2 separate regions of the Mus musculus genome follow, and region 2 is linked to region 1. Evidence: chromatin loops called from intact Hi-C (ENCODE). Cell type or tissue: gastrocnemius. All regions are shown on one strand. Links, peaks and the distances in the headings refer to the core of each region. The heading gives the core; the rest is flanking DNA. Region 1 overlaps Pvt1 (Pvt1 oncogene). Region 2 overlaps Myc (myelocytomatosis oncogene).

What was found. A loop is a pair of places that touch in the nucleus more often than their neighbours do. Peaks named below come from ENCODE experiments on the same cell type or tissue, not always from the same donor. Only the 100,000 strongest peaks of a DNase experiment are listed, where the experiment ranks them.
Region 2: a loop joins it to region 1, with 2.1 times the contacts of the local background. A loop is called at or near these places in 10 of 42 quality-filtered maps.

Annotation. Positions count from the first base shown.
Region 1 is chr15:62,159,715-62,162,624 of GRCm38, reverse strand. All of the region lies in intron 1 of Pvt1 (Pvt1 oncogene), which reads right to left. Among named protein-coding and RNA genes, the nearest start is that of Pvt1, 120 kb to the right of the region's middle. In gastrocnemius, for the core only: no CTCF peak of the experiment used is centred there; DNase peaks (open chromatin) are centred at 388 and 1,334; H3K4me3 peaks cover 170 bases; H3K27ac peaks cover 374 bases.
Region 2 is chr15:61,988,276-61,991,160 of GRCm38, reverse strand. Myc (myelocytomatosis oncogene) reads right to left here. Exons shown (of 3, transcript NM_001177352.1): 2 at 2,883-2,885; 3 at 800-1,815. The coding sequence ends at 1,253. Among named protein-coding and RNA genes, the nearest start is that of Myc, 4.4 kb to the right of the region's middle. In gastrocnemius, for the core only: no CTCF peak of the experiment used is centred there; a DNase peak (open chromatin) is centred at 1,641; H3K4me3 peaks cover 1,421 bases; H3K27ac peaks cover 389 bases.

The sequences.
Region 1 (2,910 bases), core at 195-2,694:
AAATGGCAAGAGGTTCCCTGACTACTTACTTGCTGTTCAGTCCAGTGACTTTCTCTGAAATGGGAAAGCAGGCCAGTGAAGGTAACTTACCCACAGAGGGCAAAGGGAGCACCTAACCAACGCTGGGGGGGTGACAAGAATGGAATTTGCCCCCTGCGTGCTTCAGTGTGCAGCTTCCAGGTCCTGTTGGGGCCTCTGCAGCGCTGAGGTGCTGTTGACAACCCACAGGAGACACCCTGCCTCTCCCTGTTCCGTGGAGGAAGACAAGCACGCCGAGGCTGGCTTTCTCAAGAGCGGACCAGGTGAGGAAAGGCTTGCTATTCCATCTTCAACACTCTCACCTGCTGGGAATTTCCTTTGGCAAGACTATCAAAGGACTGCTTCTCCTTTTACTCTTTGTCTCTCAGGAGTCCCCGGCAAATGCCCCTGAGCCTGTAACAGCCTGTCTTCTCAGCACCCTGGCAATGGGTCAAGAATGCTTCCTGCATGTGACCCATTGTCATGCCTGTATCTCTCATGGTCCTGTCAGGACTAGGCTTAACCCCCACTTTCCAAATGAGGAAATCAAAGCCATGAGAGTCAGGCTCCTTGTCCAAGGTCACCCAGCAGCCTGCCATGGGTTCTAGAAGCTGGGCTCTAGCATTCAACCCTGAAAGGTCATGGCTATCTCCTTTTCTAGAGTCTTCCTTCCAGTCATAAAGTATTATTGGAATCCCGATTTAATCCCAGGGGTAATGGCTAACATCAATTGCTCATGTAACAGAATCTAGCGTCTCCTCGAGACAAATTTCCAGAAGATCTGTGTGAGAGAGTTTCTAGACTGGGTTAAGTTGAGTAACTTAAATAGTTTAAGGTTAAGAAGGAAGACTCACTCTAAGGATGAACAGAACCATGCCATTGGTCAGGATCCTGAACTAAATGAAACTGATAAAGCAAATAGAAGGCCAGTATAGGCATCGCTCTCTGAATTACAAATACAATGTGATTAGCTACTTCATGCTCCTGCCTCCGTGCATTCCCCACTACGGAGAACCAAACTGTAAGCCAAAAATAAACCCTCCCTTGGCTTTTGTTGGGTATATTGTCACAGTAATAATAATAGTAATAAAAATAAAATTAACTTACATATCAGGCCAGGCAGGGGCTAGGGATACTCCATGGGAAGATGGGAAGAGATATGTCCCATGCTCTCTATGATCACCAATGCAAACTCTTACCCAGCAATCCCCAAGTGATGGATTTGGAAAAGCCTCTCCTAGCAGCGTGGGCCTGGGTTGTTGCCTACTGGCAGAGGTATGCAGGATAAGCTTAGCCTATGAGGTCAAGGAGAGCCGCTGTGAATGCCAGCTGCTCGCTCACCTGCTGCTGGCCCTGCTCGCACTGGCATGCTCTGAGAAGCAAGGAAATACTGAGAAACGGCCCGCAGAATGCTCCACATTCTGCAAAGAAGAGCTCAGCCCCGGTACCGGAAGAGCAGCTTACAGCAGGGACTGGCCAGTTTTTTTCCTTTAAGGGACAGAAACCTTTCTGACTCTGTAGGGCACAAGCTCTCTGCCATGACTGGACTCTGCCCCTAAAGCGACAAATCAGCACAGAAAAAATAGAGGAGAATGGGTATGGTTGGAGTCTAATAAAACTTTATTTATAAATCAGGAGGCCTGTTTGTATGCTGACCACTGTGCTGTGGTGGCTAAGAGGTGACAAGAGGGGTCATATCAAAAACCACCTAAGAACCTGCTTTTGGCCCTTTTAGAATATTAGTACCTCAAGGTACACATCACATTTCATTTTTATTTTTGGCTGGAGAGGCAGACTTTTCCAGTCTACTTTTCAATAAGGTGGTTTCAGGCTTTGGGGCATTTGAGAACTACCAGTTCATCTCCCATCTTCATAGATGAAGCTGGCATTGAAAGCAATTATAGAGGATTGAAATCCCCTGTTTCCATCTTCAGAGGAGATGACTGCCACTATGTCATCCCTAACCCAGGATGGACCTCCATCTAAGCTTGGGATTACAGCATAAGCTCCTCCCAGGGTGCCCATGAACGTTTCTGAGCCTCGTGGCAGCTGCTTCATTCAACAGAAGCGCACTTTGTGGTTCTGTGGAATGTACGCAGTGAAGCACACATCCACCTCTGGGTTGATCTAACACCTTTGTGCCCCATATTGGGACTGAGGTCAGGATCTGGGGAGCTCCGTGGTCTGGATTCTAATGTTTCTAGGCCTAATTCCAAGATCTGAACTTCTCCAGCCCCCTTTACAAGACCATTGGCAGCTAAACTTTTGTTTCCAGTCCACAGCCTGGATTGTGGATGGATTTCCTTCTGTGAAAAGGCCCAGGTCTGGCTTTTTATTCAGTAGAGAGCCCTTCACTGTCTCTGCATTCGTCTGTACATCTGTCAGCAGCAGCAGAACAGTCCTTCTGTAAGAACATCTAGCCTGCAACCAGTCCAGCATGCATGCCCTACCAAGTCTCCAAGAACAAGCACAGCATACCTTAGATTCCCATGCCTCTCATCCTCCAAGGAAGCTCTTCTTGAGCATGCTGGGGACTTCATTTCTGCATCAGGGACCAAGAGGTACACTTGAATTCTCAATGGCCACCTCAATCAGGCAGTGTCCCAGCCCCTAGGATAAAGGTAATGATGTCTGAAGATACTCTGGGAAAATTCTCTTGTATCAGGGGTTTCCAATTCACCAATGTCTGTCCCAGGCTAGATGGCCCCCTTCCTCACCAACCAACCCCCTGCATTTGTGTGTTTCTTCAGGGATGGCAATCAAACCAGGGCTATGTGCTCTACCACTAAGCTATGCCTTCGAGTTCACCTCCACCACTGCCAGTTTCTTCCTTTTCAGTGATGTTTCCATAATGCAGAGACCTCAGGTGTGTAAAAAGCCATACTCATCCTC
Region 2 (2,885 bases), core at 386-2,885, 170 kb after region 1:
GGATAAAGTGGTTTTGAATCCCCTGGGTGCATGGATGGGTTATTTCATGTCTGTTTCTACCTGTACTAGGTATAAAGAGATCATAGTACCTCTTTCGTGGCACTCTGTCAAAGCTCCTAATGGAGCCTGTAGCGCTCATTCTCAGACCCCTAACCAGCGGAAGGACACCCAACTAAGCAAGGCAGCAAGGCTTGTTTTCAAGACAGGGGCCCTGGGTTATTTTTGTTGTGTTCGTACCCATTAAGCTCTGCAACCCTCTGAACCTTTGTATGTCCTTGTTTGGAAAACCAGGATCAACTTAGCAGTGGTAATGCTCTTCCTCTGTTTTTTTCAGAAGCATAGGAGATACTGATGTGAAGGGACTATCACCTGGGAGCAAGAGGCAAGGAACAAACGGTGGTTCTCTCTCCCTCCCCTCACCAGTTCTTTGGCAGGGCAGAGTCCTTGGGTTGAGGTGAACCAGGGAATGGCTTCGGTTAACTGTAGGAGATTCTGCCATCTCTTCCTCCTGTATATTTAGCTGTTATCTTTAACCTCTTGCTTTTCCCTTCCCTGCATCTAGCCTTCTCACTTGCCTTTTGCCCATTCCTAACTAACAGCTCTGGTTTTTATTACTATCCACAGAAAGCATCCTGTAGACAACTTAGAAATCCTGAGGACCCCCAGCCCCATTTTAACAATGATAACCCCTTCCCATATTTGTAAACCTACCCTGTGAAAATGGTCAAATTCTTTTAATCTGTAATTGAGGAAAGGAAGTTTGAGGAAGAGGAAAAAGAAAACACAAGTTGGCCCAATTGTATTTTTTCCAATTATTTTATTTTTTTCTAAAAACAATAGAAAAAAATCAACTTTAAAAATGAAAATGTCTTTAAATAAAAAAAATTATGGTACATGTCTTAAAATCTTTTGTAACTGTTATAAACGTTTTATTAAAGTTATTTACATTTCAAGGCCCTATTTACATGGGAAAATTGGATAGATTTTAAGATTTTTTTAAAAAAACAATTAAATACAAATCTGTTAAAAGGAAAAAGAAAAAAGATGGGAAGCATAAAAAAAAGTTCTTTTATACTATTTAAGTTTGAGGCAGTTAAAATTATGGCTGAAGCTTACAGTCCCAAAGCCCCAGCCAAGGTTGTGAGGTTAGGCTTTGAGCATGCATTTTAATTCCAGCGCATCAGTTCTGTCAGAAGGAACCGTTCTCCTTACTCTCACGAGAGATTCCAGCTCCTCCTCGAGTTAGGTCAGTTTATGCACCAGAGTTTCGAAGCTGTTCGAGTTTGTGTTTCAACTGTTCTCGTCGTTTCCTCAATAAGTCCTTTTCAGAGGTGAGCTTGTGCTCGTCTGCTTGAATGGACAGGATGTAGGCGGTGGCTTTTTTGAGGATCACTACCTTGGGGGCCTTTTCGTTGTTTTCCAATTCAGGGATCTGGTCACGCAGGGCAAAAAAGCTGCGCTTCAGCTCGTTCCTCCTCTGACGTTCCAAGACGTTGTGTGTCCGCCTCTTGTCGTTTTCCTCCGTGTCTGAGGACCTGGGGCTGGAGCACTTGCGGTTGTTGCTGATCTGCTTCAGGACCCTGCCACTGTCCAACTTGGCCCTCTTGGCAGCTGGATAGTCCTTCCTTGTGGAGGGGGGTGCGGCGTAGTTGTGCTGGTGAGTGGAGACGTGGCACCTCTTGAGGACCAGTGGGCTGTGCGGAGGTTTGCTGTGGCCTCGGGATGGAGATGAGCCCGACTCCGACCTCTTGGCAGGGGTTTGCCTCTTCTCCACAGACACCACATCAATTTCTTCCTCATCTTCTTGCTCTTCTTCTGTAAGGGAGGAAGTGGAAGATCACAGTTAGCCACGCCTCCTGAATCCCGGACGCTATACATAGGATTTGACCGATGCTATCCAAATACCAAGTTGGAAAGGGAAGAAAGTAAGAATCAGATCCAGACACCATCTTCCCTTCTCCCAGAAAGGCAGAACAGGGTTAGGGCACAGGTGAGAAAATTACCATGTACCAGGATATGGTATCCTTGCCAATTCTTACCTAAGATTTAATGAGGCTTCAGACACACCCAAAGCAAAGCACATTTCCCAAGCACCTCCTATTTTTAAGGGACTTTACCGAGAACCTTTCAGGTCCCGTGAGGGATAGCTGCAAATCTCTTGCTATGACTTTAGCAACTCCCTATTTTACTGGAAGCACAATTAAAAAAAAAAAAAAAAAAAAAAAGTCTTGCAGCTTTGCCAAACGTCCTGGTGTTGGGGGAGTGTTGGGACGGGGGGAGAAGTCCAAATTGAACAGAATTTGCTTTGAAGTGTTCAAAAGAGGACGAAAAAACAAAGCAAAACAAAACACCCAAAAGAGCCCAGCTCTTCAATTCTTTAGGAACTTTCACTAGTGCCTGGCTCTAAGGCTATAAAGGCTGTCCCAGCTTCTGTCATTGCTTCTCTTGGGTCTTAGACAAACGTATCCATTAAATTCAAATATTCTTCTGGCAGTCAAGAAAAGAAGCAGGTAATTCACCCCCCTCCAGATCAGTTCCTTTATCCTCATTCACACCCTTCCCAGGGTAATTAAAATGCTTAGGAGGGGTAAAGGGAGTGGATGGAGCTGAAAGATAAGCCAGAAGATTTAAAAACCCAAATGAAATTCCTGAGGGGTGGGAAGGGTGGGGGGTGGGGGTGACAACCAGGGCGGTCTGGGGGGGGGGGGGGGAGGGGAGGGAGGGATAGCTGAAGCACGGGAATCCAGGGATGAAGAGCTCTTAGACAGAAGGGAAAGAAAGGGGGAGCCCCGGAGGCCAATTGAATTAATGCCAATGAGTGGTGGAGAAGGAGGTCCATCCAACCTCTCGCTTCCTACCCTGCTGTGAATGGGGTAGCTTACCAG